2 separate regions of the Homo sapiens genome follow, and region 2 is linked to region 1. A link is a contact called in ENCODE Hi-C or POLR2A ChIA-PET data. All regions are on one chromosome and are shown on one strand. The core of a region is the stretch at or near the end of the contact, and the rest is flanking DNA. Distances in the headings are between cores, read along the strand shown. Region 1 overlaps MAP3K1 (mitogen-activated protein kinase kinase kinase 1). Region 2 has its middle 87 kb from the start of C5orf67.

The links. Hi-C counts contacts between places; a loop is a spot of excess contacts on that map. ChIA-PET counts read pairs that join two places held with the same protein, here RNA polymerase II (POLR2A). Pooled maps may share reads with other maps.
Region 2: a pooled map shows a loop between it and region 1 (6-fold over the local background). The contact joins two enhancer-like sites. A Hi-C loop is called at or near these places in 2 of 37 single-sample maps with no recorded cell type and 7 of 50 pooled maps. POLR2A ChIA-PET finds 5 or more read pairs at or near these places in 8 of 52 experiments (B cell, CD4-positive, alpha-beta T cell, CD4-positive, alpha-beta memory T cell and 5 more).

Annotation. Positions count from the first base shown.
Region 1 is chr5:56,835,957-56,842,621 of GRCh38, reverse strand. All of the region lies in intron 1 of MAP3K1 (mitogen-activated protein kinase kinase kinase 1), which reads right to left. Among named protein-coding and RNA genes, the nearest start is that of MAP3K1, 24 kb to the right of the region's middle. Within about 2 kb of position 4,026, at least 7 of the 41 ENCODE cell types and tissues checked have a DNase peak (open chromatin) inside an H3K27ac peak, as active enhancers do; they include B cell, where a contact is called at or near this core.
Region 2 is chr5:56,689,701-56,696,365 of GRCh38, reverse strand. No RefSeq gene overlaps it. Among named protein-coding and RNA genes, the nearest start is that of C5orf67, 87 kb to the right of the region's middle. Within about 2 kb of position 3,830, at least 3 of the 41 ENCODE cell types and tissues checked have a DNase peak (open chromatin) inside an H3K27ac peak, as active enhancers do; they include B cell, where a contact is called at or near this core.

The DNA.
Region 1 (6,665 bases), core at 2,777-5,276:
TCACTTTTTAAATGAACATGGATGAAGTACTTGCAATGGCACCAAGTGCATGGTAGCCCACAATAAACTGAATTACTACTATCACTACTACTACTATTAAAGCTAGCCTCTGCAGTGCCTCCTCTGTTCTAAGTACTACTCTAGGTATTGTCCATACAGTGGCTTTACATCTCACCAAAGCTACAAGGTAAGAGTCCTCATCTTCATTGGGCAGATGAAGAAACCTGCAGAAAGATTAAGTAGTTTGATTAACTCTCCATAGTCAGTGACAATTCTGAGTTTCAAAACCAGCTCTCTACGACTTTAAAGTCCTGTCCTCCTCCACTATGCTGTTATTATAACTTCTTTTAACAAGTTATTTGAAAAACAGATGACAGTAGCAAAATAAAACTTTTTTTCTGGTTTCAGAAGGTAACAATGTTGACTAGCAACATCTAGAATATGAAGACTGCTGTACAAGGCTGCTTCTGCTGGTATTGAGGGAGAGAAGAAGCTCTAGCCAGAAGACAAAGGAGGCTTCAACTGTTTAATATTAGTTCCTTTAAAAAATACACATCCAACTGCACTGCAGCAAGTACAATAAAATATTAACATTTATTAAATACAGGTGAAGGTTTTCTGGCTGTTTATTATACTATTATCTAATGTATTCCATCTGTATCTTTCTGTATGCTTGAAATATTTCCTTAAAAATAAACATGCACCACTGAACTACTACTCCACACTGTGGGAAGCTTCACGGAACTAAAGGAAAATGACAGGATTCAGGGGTCTGGAAATTCATAATCAAGTCCTGACTGTGCCATTAGCCATGACATGCTCTTAAGAAATTCACAACCTTTTTGGAACTTAAGAACCTATGAAATCACATCAGACTACAAGATGATAGCTTAGGGTCATTCAGTGTGAACATACAATTCATTTATCGCCACTGCCACATCAATATTATTCCTGTCAGGCAGATAGACACCATCAGAAGATAGAAAGCTCAATAGGACCACAAATTCCTTTTAATCGTTAAATCTGGAGAGTACTTCCCAAAATTTTTTTGAGTAAAATATTCTTTGTCATTCTATAATCCAGTGGCTCTCCATGTTTTTGAATGTGAAAATCCTTTCTTAAGGTATCATCACCATCTACGTGGTAGCTAAGTGGATCTGCAGACCCCTTGTACTAACTCAGGCAGTATATCAGTATGGGTGACATACTGTTACGAACTTTTAGACTCCTCCAATATTCACTATCATAGCAATTCAAACTTTATTACTAAGAGAGGCACGTATTATGTATAAGACTCTATCAAAGCTCTCAGAAAGTTCAGACAACTGTCAAGCAGAACATTCGAGAAAGTAGAGAGCACAAAGATTTTAAGATCGTTTTACATGAAAAATATTAACCTGTCTAGTTTTTTTTTTTTTTAAATCAATAAGCCATACATTTCTCTTCCTTAAAAGGCTTAACAATTTTGACCTCAGATGATCTGCCTGCCTTGGCCTCCCAAAGGGCTGGGATTACAGGTGTGAAACACCTTGCCCAGCCAATATGGCAAAACCCCATCTCTACTAAACACACACACAAATTAGCTGGGCGTGGTGGTGCATGCCTGTAATCCCAGCTACTCAGGAGGCTGAGGCAGGAGAATCGCTTGAACTCGGGAAGCGGAGGTTACAGTGAGCTGAGAACGTGCCACTGCACTCCAGCCTGGGTGACAGACAGAACAAGACTCCATCTTTAAAAAAAAAAAAAAAAAACCTTAACAATTTTGCATTTGCATATTTAAGTGCTGTAAGTCAAAAAGATGCAAAGTAGTAGCCTGAAATGAGACATGAAACATGGCGGCTCTCAGACCAAGTTTCAGTTCCAGTTGTTTTTACGTCCCAATGTGAATTCTATTAATAACTACTTCAGGCCAGAGCTCTCTGTAGCCACACAGCTGACTTTTCTCATAATCTGGAATAATGGTATCAGATACGCTTAATCTCAGTCAAGTTACAGAAGTTAGGGTTTTCTGTTTTTTAAAAGGAGAAAAGCTGGGATACAATATTAAAAGTCATACTAGTTTTCTGAGTGCAAATCTGAAAACACAGTTATTGCTAAAATATTTACAAGTTTTGTATTATTAAATAATGTTTTCAGAGAATACTTGCTATTCAGCCAATTAATACTCATTATTTGGCTGGACGCAGTGGCTCATGCCTGTAATCCCAGCACTTTAGGAGGCCGAGGCGGGTAGAACACCTCAAGTCTGGAGTTCAAGACCAGCCTGGCCAACATGGTGAAACCCTGCCTCTACTAAAAATACAAAAATTAGCCAGGTGTGGTGGCATGTGCCTGTAATCCCGGCTAACTGGGAGGCTGAGGCAGGAGAATCGTTTGAACTTGGGAGGCGGAGGTTGCAGTGAGCCGAGATCAGGGCACTGTACTCCGGCCTGGGTGACAGAGCAAGGCTCCATCTCAAAAAAACAAAAAACAAACAAACAAACAAAACGCTTATTTAAGTAACATGAGTAGATGTCAATGGCAAGTTACACAATAAGAGAAACTTTGACTTTAAAACCAACTTTACCATAGGCCAATTGATGTAAACAAGTGGGAAAGTTTCTATGGCATATTTCTGGTCACAAAAACATCACCAAACTTCTAGAGACCCCAAACACTTCTAACACTAAACACTGAAAAAATGTGAGCTGTAACATACATTTAAGAAACATTAATAAGATGATTATTTACCCACTTATTCCAGTTCAGGGTCACAGGTGGCCAGAGCCTGTCCCAACAATTCAGGGTGCCAGACTTGAACTAGCCCTGGGTAGGATGTCATCCCGTTGCAGGGTGCATTAACAAACACCCACATTCTCTCAGTCTGGGTCCTTGCAGACATGACAATGAACCTAACGTGCACATCTTTGGGGTGTCAGGGGGAAACCAGAGTACTGAGAGAAAATCCACCCAGAGATGGGGGGAGTATGCAAACTCCATACAGACAGTAGCCTCTGCCAGAAGAGATTTTTATCCTCATCAACTTTTTAGCAAAATTGTCCAAAATGTTCAACTAAATGACATTATTGAAGGATCTGCTATACTTTACACTGGAAAAATAAAAGGCAACTAACCATTGGTTAATATACCTGACACTATATATGTATTTTTTCACTTCAGGATCTTAATCTATCACCCCTCATGGATTATACCATTAATCTGTACACATAAGCAAGGATAAATCAATTTAGCATACAGTCCACCTCTTTTAAATACCACTCATGACTTGCATAATCCAATCGACAAGTGGAAAAAGCTGGAGATGGCTGATGCCTAGTAGTCAATTAAGCCACAACATCAAAAATGTCCCAATATACTAAAAATAATGACTATGCGAAATTCTCAAATGATGTCCTTTAATTCGGATACTGGTGTGTTTGCTGCTGTTCATGTACTCAACCTTTCACTAATGAGATACTATTGTTAGGAACTACAAAAAGAGCACCATATGGATTACTCTGAAGTAGGCCTTTGGATTCGCAACTTGACCTCAGGAATCCCTCCACTGACCTATGGCCAAGTTGTGATCAAGCAATCTCTGCACTAATATTATTCCCTAGGAAAACGAAGTCTCCCCAGAAGATCTCGACCAATGTCATATGCTCTTCAATCCCCTTCAATTATTTTTTGGAATAGTTCATTTCCTCCCAGCCATTTGCTCCTAGCTCAAAACAAAACAAAACAAAAAACCTTCTGGGCCAGTGAGTACATTAACATGATGGTAAGGTTTTGAGACTTGCCAAGTGCTGAATCATGTTTATGCTTAGGTTTTGTTTCTACACCTGGTTTTGGGGGCATAAACTCCCTCTAAGAATCCTAGCTACCCTAGTCAATCCACTGGAAGACGGGATCACTGCCCAGCAAATGCCACCCACTAAGGATTCAAAGTGAAACAAGATTCTTCGAATTGAATGGAAGAAAACAAAAGCTCTTCATTCAGTAGGTGGCACTCTTTCCTTAAAAATGTTAACTCAGGCAATCATTAATACCAAAGATGTCATCTGCCCACTAATCACTTGAAAGAGAAGGCACATTAACTCTAACATCCTGTCCTAAATATAGTCTGAATCATTACTGTCTTCCTAAATAATGTCTTCCTCATTTCAATGAGATCCTGGAGTTGTTCATAAATATGCCAATTTCTTTTCACTATAGCAAAAGCTACAATTTCATAGAACCAAATAATTGCATTTACTTTAAACTGGCAGGTTTTGACTTATGACTTTTCCTGCTATATGCTTCAAAAGACATTCATCATAACTGTTTTCTAATTTTAATGATTTCAGATATAAATGACAATTTGAATGGAAATGGGGCAAAGAACTGTACTTGTAACACAAATTGTATTACTCCATTTTAAAACAAGACAGCTCTTTTTCATAGGCATGCATATGAATATTCTTTTTAAAACAACAGCTTTGACTCAATTCATCATCACTCTGACTGATACCGGACCAAAGTTATCAACCTGAAAACTTTTAAACTGAAAAATGAAAACAGACTGACAGCTAATAAAATGTGAGTTTGCCTAGCATACAGAAGAAGCAAAAAATAAAAATAAAACCCTAGTTTATCTAGTTTTCCTTAGGCATATTTCCTGGTGTCAGTACTCTGTAGGGTTCACCTCATTAACTGAAGCTCTAGGGTCCCCTTGGAGAAACCATCCCAGGTGCTGCCTTCAGCCTCCCCCACTGGCCACGTCCCCTAAAACTCAGTGTGAAGAAATCTTCCTCAGTCCTCACTCAGCAAAGAGCACTGCTATAATGGCCTCTTATCTGTTTCCCACTCTTGACTTTGAGATCCGTGAGGACGGAAATGGGTCTCAAGCTTATGTCTCCTGCCCCAGCAGAAAGCCTGGCACAAGGGTGGTAGTCAATAAATATGTACTTAATAAAATAATGGATTAATCTTTTCCCCTTGGACTTTTACTTGAGAACAAAGCCTTTGTCTTACTCATCTTTCATCCAGACTCCCAAATGCCCAGTATTTGTACATAGGAAGCTGTGAGGAAGCAATGCCTTTCCAATATGAACTTCTACGCCAGAAAGATCTCCAAGATGTAAATAAGCTTCACTGAGGCCTTTGTGTATGCCAAGTATCCACTGTTAGTCCTGGGGCACTGCAGAAAGAGGGAAGAGCTCCCACACCACTCTTGGGAAAAATGACAGCTTTCAACCCCAGGAAAAGACTAAGAGATGGTCAGTAAAGAAGCTAAGAACCATGAGTCTAGACTCATATATATTTCAGTGAAAACCTAACTTAGGAACTTACCCATGTCTATAATTTTGTTAATGGCTGTTAATTTTTCCTGTGGTAAGTAGGAATAAAATGCCTTGAAGAAAACCCTCAGAGATTCAAAGATCTTGTGGCTGGGAGGGGAGATGCAAAAGCCATGAAGTGCATCCTATTAGGGAAGCAACCCAAGAGGAAGAAAGGGAACTAGCTCAGGGGGTCAGTGAATGGGCATGTCTGGGGGGCAGTGCTGGAATTCCGAATCCAAATTTCTCACACCTAGATTCTCCTAGCTTAAGGTGGGGGGATACTGCTGGCAGGATACATTTAAAACCACAGCATAAGCATAAAAAATGGAGCATCTGTTTTCTAGAGTGTCAATTTTATTCCAAGATTTCTGAGAGGAGTACCCTGTGATGGTTTTATGTCAAAGATACAAAGGTGGCTAAAATACAAAATTCAAATGGATTAAGGTAAATCAAAAGACTTGAGACTTGAATCGATTGTGTTCACTGTTCCAAGTAAGCATTACTAGGATGACAGTCTGCACAGACACTCCTGGGTCCCTTTCCTTCAGTCCCCTAAAAGAAGTATGCTGGATGGATAGGGCCAAAATGTTTGACAATAGGCTGAAGCAGCTGTTCTCAACAACTCTGCCATCATAATATGACAGTCACATACACAAGACAAAACTTCAATAAACTGTTTAGGGAGTGCCACACAACTAGCCTCATGTAAACAGTAACAAGTCACTCCCGACCCGAAGCAGAGACAAGATAAACCGCACAAATGCCCAAAGCGTTAATCACATCTCTACCACTTTCCCCATCCAAGAAAGCCTATCAGTATGCAAGAGAATAAGTAATATCTATATGGGTATTTCTAAATAGGTCCGAAATTAACTCTCTAAAAACTAATCACTTTAACACTCTGACATTATTACCAAAAAAAAGGTAATTCCTGAATTACCTTCCCACGTGCACTGCCACACCCATGTCACCAGCACCAAAATTTGACTGGCTGTAGTCAGGTACACATGCTGACCAAGTTGAAATATGGAGAGAGAGTATTTCTATGAGGTATTTAAAAGCGACAATTAGGAAGAGGGTAGACAAACACAAGAGCCACTCAGAGGGCTTGGACGGAAAACAATTCTCTGAACAACCTGGGATAGGGATGGTCCTTTACAGGAACTGCTCACATCAACCTCAGTCGAGTCCACAAACCAAGCAGAAATCATGAAATGGGTTCTGCGCACACTTACAAACACGTTTTTGTTAGAATATTATCTCTCTGAGAGCAGGGATTTGTGTCTGTTTCATTACTGCCATCTTCCTAGTATCTGCATACAGCCAATTCTTTACAAAATTTGATGAGTGAATGTTTTGTTATAC
Region 2 (6,665 bases), core at 2,581-5,080, 150 kb after region 1:
TACCTTCTGGGGGCTCCACTTGGGACCCGTTGGAGCTATGTTTGAAAATCACTCTAACAAAATATCCAAATATTAGGTTGGTGCAAAAGTAATTGTGGTTTTTACCATTATGTTTATGGCAAAAACCACAATTTCTTTTGCACCAACCTACAAGTGCAGAAAGAAAATCTGGAATCCTAATAAAATGGTTATACTGCCAACTTTTTGCTAGAAGATAGCAGCCTGGCACAATAGTTTGAAATGTTCATTCTCCAACTTCTTTATTTGATAAACATTTATCGAGTGCCCTTGGCACTGTGGCTGTGTGAAAGTTCCATAAAGGTGTATGAAATAAAAGTTAGAGGGTCGATGTCTGGCAGACGTTGCTAGTTGCCTTCTGTGGTGTCTGGACTCCAAGACAGCCCCAGAGATGCCCAACTCTTGGTATTCACACCCTTATGTAATGGAGTCAGGGTGCCCAACAGAATACAGCAGAAGTGATGGAGTATCACATCAGAGATTAGGTTATAAAGGCCGTGACTTCCATCCAAAAGTCTTTTGTTCCCTTCATCCTTGCTAATAGGTCTCCAGTTTCTTTCAAAGCAGCAATGTGTCCAAAAACAAAACTAGAATGACAACTGCGACAAAATCACATCTCCTCTCCTGGAGTTTCTCCTCTCCTGGCCAGCGTTATACTTGGAAGGTTTCTAGGAAAGCTTTGGTTTCCCTGTACAGGCACCACCCTCTTCCTGCTCTTCTTGTTTCCTGTCATATAAATGTGATGTTGGTAGTGGAGCAGCCCTCTTGTAACCATGAAGCAACTATGAGAATGAAAGCCACATGGTTAGGAGAATGCAGCAAGAAGCCAGAAGAAATCTCCATCCCTAATGGCTTTGTGAATCTATTATACCTTCTCTCCACTATCTACCTCTAGAGCAGAGCTGATTTGTATGTATATTGTAGCATGAATGGTGTCTCCTGGCATTGTGAGTGCCAAACTTTGCCTGGGGCAAAGCTGGATGATGTCTCGCCTACAAAGAACGAACTTGTCAGTTTGATTGTTGATACTTCTCACTTTTGGGAATGTGCTCACATGCTAAGAACTACAGAAAATTGTGTTCTGATGGATGGTAGATGGGAGGGTAGGGTGAGAGAGAGCATGAGAAAATAAATAAGCACTTCACTCGAAGTGTCCTGTTTTCACGGCACTGTGCCATATTTTATTTATTTATTTATTTATTTTTTTTTTTTTGAGATGGAGTCTCACTCTGTCGCCCAGGCTGGAGTGCAGTGGCTCAATCTCGGCTCACTGCAAGCTCCGCCTCCCGGGTTCACGCCATTCTCCTGCCTCAGCCTCCTGAGTAGCTGGGACTACAGGCGCCCGCCACCACGCCCGGCTAATTTTTTGTATTTTTAGTAGAGACGGGGTTTCACCGTGGTCTCAATCTCCTGATCTAGTGATCCTCCCGCCTCGGCCTCCCAAAGTGCTGGGATTACAGGCTTGAGCCACCGTGCCCGGCCCGCAGTGTGCCATTTTATAAGGTCATGTCCTCTCCGTAAACACCTCTGATATCTTCCCAGGTCTAGTTTTTGCGTCTGCCTCTGTGCTGTACTTTATTCTTGTCCTACCCACTTCGAAACTGTCCTTTGAGGGCAGGGATCATATATTGTTTTATTTCATATTTTTTATAAACTTTTTCCAGCTTGATGTTTCACAAATATGTAAAATAATTTTTAATGGTTATGTGTTTGCTCTCTTTAATTAGGGAAAGTAATATAAGTTTCTGTCCATAGCAGGGATAAGCTTTCCTTTAAAAATACATTTCTTTACTTTTTAAGAAATGAGTTGATTTAAATAGAAATACTGACAGCCCAGGTCATGTGTAGAAAAGGCACAAGGTAAAAATTGTGAAGGTGGCACTAGAGATTGCCAAGCACTGACACAGGTGCTCAGTTAATGTCATTGGAACTGAACTGGGAGGAGAAAGCAGATGTGCTTGGGTCTGTTTTGGTCGGGGGAGGGAGGAGAAGGATGAGGATCAGCACAGTAAGGTAGGGGGGATAAGGAGAGGGGGAGACAAGAAGGTGAAAGGGGACGGGAGAGAAGCTTTAGGGTTGGAAGCAGGGTGCATCAGAGCCACTACTTGAAAAGGGAAGGGAACAAACAGTTTTATTGTGAGTCCACAGAGTATCAAGCCCTGCACTGGGTGTTTTATACACATTATTTAATTTCAACATGAAGGAGAATGATGTAGGGAAAAAGAATTGGGGACCATGTGGGGAGTATAAAAGAAAATGAGCCCTAAAACTGGAGAAAGGGGATGAAAAATGTGGGAGATGCCCTACATTTATCTAGAGGGAATCTTATTTAGGGCATGGGTGGATGGATGGTGTGTATGGAACTGTTTTGTTATGCAGCTGCAGGACAGGCACTTTGCCCTGAGATTTATGTAGAACATTCCCCTTGTTTTCCCACAATGCACTCCTCATAAAGGGGCTTCCTTCCCAGAGCATGTGTAAACTGAGGTCAGAGTGTTGATTAACCATTGAGGTATCCACTTTCAATCCTGTGTTGTGTATGGCAGCGTAGGGGACAAAAAGGAAGATTGCTCATTTATTTATTTGTTTATTTTATTTATTTATTTTTTTGAGACAAGATCTCGCTCTGTCACCCAGGCTGGAGTGCAGTGGCACGATCATGGCTTACTGCAGCCTCAACCTCCTGGGCTCAAGTGATCCTGCTGCCTCAGCTTCCTGAGTGGCTGGGACCACAGGCGTGTGCTACCATGCCTGGCTAATTTTTTTAAGTGTTTTGTAGAGATGGGGGTCTCACTATATTGCCCAAGCTGGTCTCAAACTCCTGGGCTCCACCTCCCAAAGTGTCGGGATTACTGTCATGAGCCACTGTCCCTGGCCTAGTTTTTTCTTTATAGTTTAGATTTTCCCTCTGATAATTCTTCGCTTGCTATTTTTCAAATGTAATGGCAGCCTGGGGACTGGTGGGCGAGCGGTGGGGGTGCAGGATGACTCACCCAGGAGTCAAACCGAAGATCTCAGAATGTCTCTCTTATTTGTACTCTGATAAAGGCAAGTTCAGTTCATATTTATGAGAGAGTACCATAATAAAAGCAAACAAACAAAACAACAACAACAACAAAAAAAAACAAACAAAAAAACTCCCCAAAGCCAAAAAAACATTAAATCAACCTTTAAGTTCCGGTGTGGTGCAGCAGTCCTAATTTACCCTTTGTGATTTCTTTTATGTCTTGCTTCCAAATGGCAATGAACATGTCTTTCCACCACTCTGGGGAGGAAATAAGAAGTTACTCACAAAGACAGGTGGGGCTCAATCTGCAGAGCCAGGACACCTTGGACCTTGGCTGTTACAACCCAAAATACCTTTTTCGTTGTGTTTTAGATCTATACTTGTTTAAAAGTTGTTTTTAACTCATCCTCTGGGGAGCTCGGGTGATGGGGAAATAACTATTTCAACAGTTTGACCCTCTCGCATGCCCATCTTGGGAACCAGACGGCTGGGCTTGGCCAAGAATAAATGGAACTTGAGTTTCAAAACCTTCCTACCCAGTAAAGTTTCAAATTTGTAGCCTTTGAAGACAGAGAAGATGTGAAATGTAGCAAACTGCGTTGGACATTAACCAACAATTGTTTGGAGAATTCTCTTGCTTTTTTGGACAAGAAACCCTTGACAGCCATGATTTTAAAAATCCTTCTTTATAATCTTCTGGGTAACTGGGACTGTACGACCTCTGAAACCCTCTTATCTGCCTAAACATTCTTTGATCCACCCACCTTAAGCAGAACAGGAAAAGGTTTTGTTTGGTTTTGTTTTTAGGCGTTGTCGCACCCTAATGGAAACTTTTTAGGTTGTGTATTAGACTGGCCAAATTAAAAACATCTAAATACAACACCTCAAAACGTGTTGTTTATAATTCAGTGTGGAAATGAATAGAAAGTAAATTCAGCTTTGGGTTAAAAAAAGTTTTAACAAAAGTTATCTCAGTTGAGGAAACTCCATTCTGTTAATTTGATGTTCTCGTCCTTTCCAATCTCCTCACTCCCTTTTTGCTGTCGTTTGAAATCATAATCCATTGAAATCAACTAAATCTATTAAAATCTATCAAATCAACTTCTGATAACTGTTAAAATTCTTTTGTCATGTTAGGACTTCAAAAATGGCATCAGTTCAGTTACTTTGCTATTATAACCCCTTTGCGGGTAGGGAGATTAAGAAGTAATATGTAGAACAAAAGAAGAAACCACACAAGAGATGAAGAAAATTAAATTAATTTCCAGCTATGTTGTAATCTTAAGAGAAAGCAAAATGTACCTCCTAAATGAGTATCTATATATTCCATATATATGTATTTACACACACACTCACACACACACTCAATTTCCTTGGAACAGAAAATTATCAAGAGAATTTGAACTTTTAGTCAATTATCATTTCCCCAACATATGGATACCTTGTGATATATTCTTAAATAGAGGTGCTATTAGAATTTTTGGAGCTAAGTTATACTGAAAATATGACCAAACTTTAAAAAATACATAAGAATGAAGGAAATGAAACTGAATACTTACTAGGACTTCTGAAGCCTACTCTGAATTAAAATGAGGTAGAAAAAATAAACTATAGTTGCCAGGTGAGGACTCACATTGTCTCACTTGGAAATGGGGACATGAGCCCTTGGTACAATCATCTTTTTATCACTGGAAGAATTAAAGGACTTCCCACATCAGTTACTCTTTGATTGTTCCAAAACCCAAGTCCAAGTTCCTGTAATGCCTGGCAGTAACTTCTTCTGACCCAAAGTAAAGGTTAGTAGAACATAGCATTTCCAGGCTGTGATGTTAGAGGCACAAATATGACATGCTAATGTTACTTTTTAAACGTTACTCTAAGAAAAGATTTAATCTCTGCACTATTACTTGTGTTACTATCTACTGATGTAAAGAAAGCCATGACTTCTAGATTGGTGGATGGATTTTGGTGACAATCTTGAATTAGAATCTTGGCTTTACTACATTTTCATTTTGTGAACCTAGGCAAGCTAACTTCTCTGAGACATAGTTTCTTGCCTGTAAAATAGGTATAATAATAACCTCTAATGGGGTTTTGTGAGGATGGAGTGAGAAAATAGGTAAATCACCTGCTTAGTAGAGATCATTCCCCCATTGTCCTTTTCTAGGACTCACAGGTTTTTAAATTGCTAACATTAAGGATTCTCACACTTTACCATTGAAACTACTTTTTTAGGTTTCTTGGAAGTGTTTTTGTCTCTCCTGATCTTTAATATCCTTCTTCTATGTGTTTCCTTTTTCATCCCTATTCTTCCCTCCTTGATCTGATATTCACCCCAATACATATTTAAACCTCCCATCTTGGTTTTCTCTATCCAACTTTACTTTCTTCCTTTTTTCTTCCTGGCAACCAAATAACTTCTTTGATCCTGAGTACTTTATCACTCTCCAGGAACAATTCAGCTATGCATATTGCCTGTAAAAACATTATGGCATTACAAATAATTTTCAAGGAAAAAATTCTACCAATACATCCTCTTTCTGTCTCTGATCATACGCTTATATTTTAAAAATGCATTTTGTAAATAATATTTGTAAATAGTGTAGTGCAACGGAAAAAGTACAGAAAGAGGGAGATCAGTTCCTGTTCAGCTCTTGTGATCCTTGGTCGGTCCATTTATCTCTTAAAACCTCAATTTCTTCATCTGTTAAAAAAAAAAAAAAAGGCAGTTGGAGAGGTTATCCCTGTGTTCTCTTTCAGCTTTAAAAATGGTCTATGAATTGGTATCTCTATAAAAAGGCAATGTTCTTCCTATACTGGCTAACCCAGGAATGCAACTGATCACATATCATTATTTGCTTTTTTCACTGAGTTCCTTTGTGTGAGTGCAGAGAATAAGCAGAAGACAAGATTCTGTAGCACAGGTAGTAGGTAGGACATGCTGCCTGATGGGTCAGTACCCTCTTGGCCACCTTCTACCACTTGGGCCTGCTGATCTTTAGCCACACTGATGCTCTCGAATGGTTCTCTTGCTTGGTCCCCTGTAGGACAGGTCTCATAACCAAGTTTATGAAATGGCTGGACAAGATTAGAAGTTCAAGCTTTGGCCATGGAAAACAACAGATCTATTGGTCTGTGCCAGAAACAGATCACAAAAATCTCTCTGCTCTCATGAGCAGCAGCAGCAGCAGCAGCAGCAACATTTCACCAAGAGTGCAGGTCCAATCCGATGGGGATATCAGCTTCATGGGAGGCTGGGGGAGGACAGCAAGGAAGATCAGAAACAAACATGTTTAGAAAAATGTCCCCATTTTTCCACCTCAGGAATTGATTCTCAGAGTATGGTAAAATGCTTCCCTCCCCCTGAATGACAGTGAACCGAAAAGCCAGGACAGAGGTTTCTGTGTTAAAATGTTAATGTGAAGTCTCACTGTATTTTGAGTGCTTAAGGGAAAGCTAATGGGAACTTTCCAGGGAAGATGGTGGGTGTTGCTAACATGAAAATATGTATGAGAATTCCTAAATGGAGGCTTTATATGGTTCAGTTGGAGGATAATGAAATCCTAGCTTGTCGGGGATGGGTGGGTAGGGCAGAGGATGGGACTGGGTGAGAGTGGGGAGAAAGGGTAGAGAAGAAAGC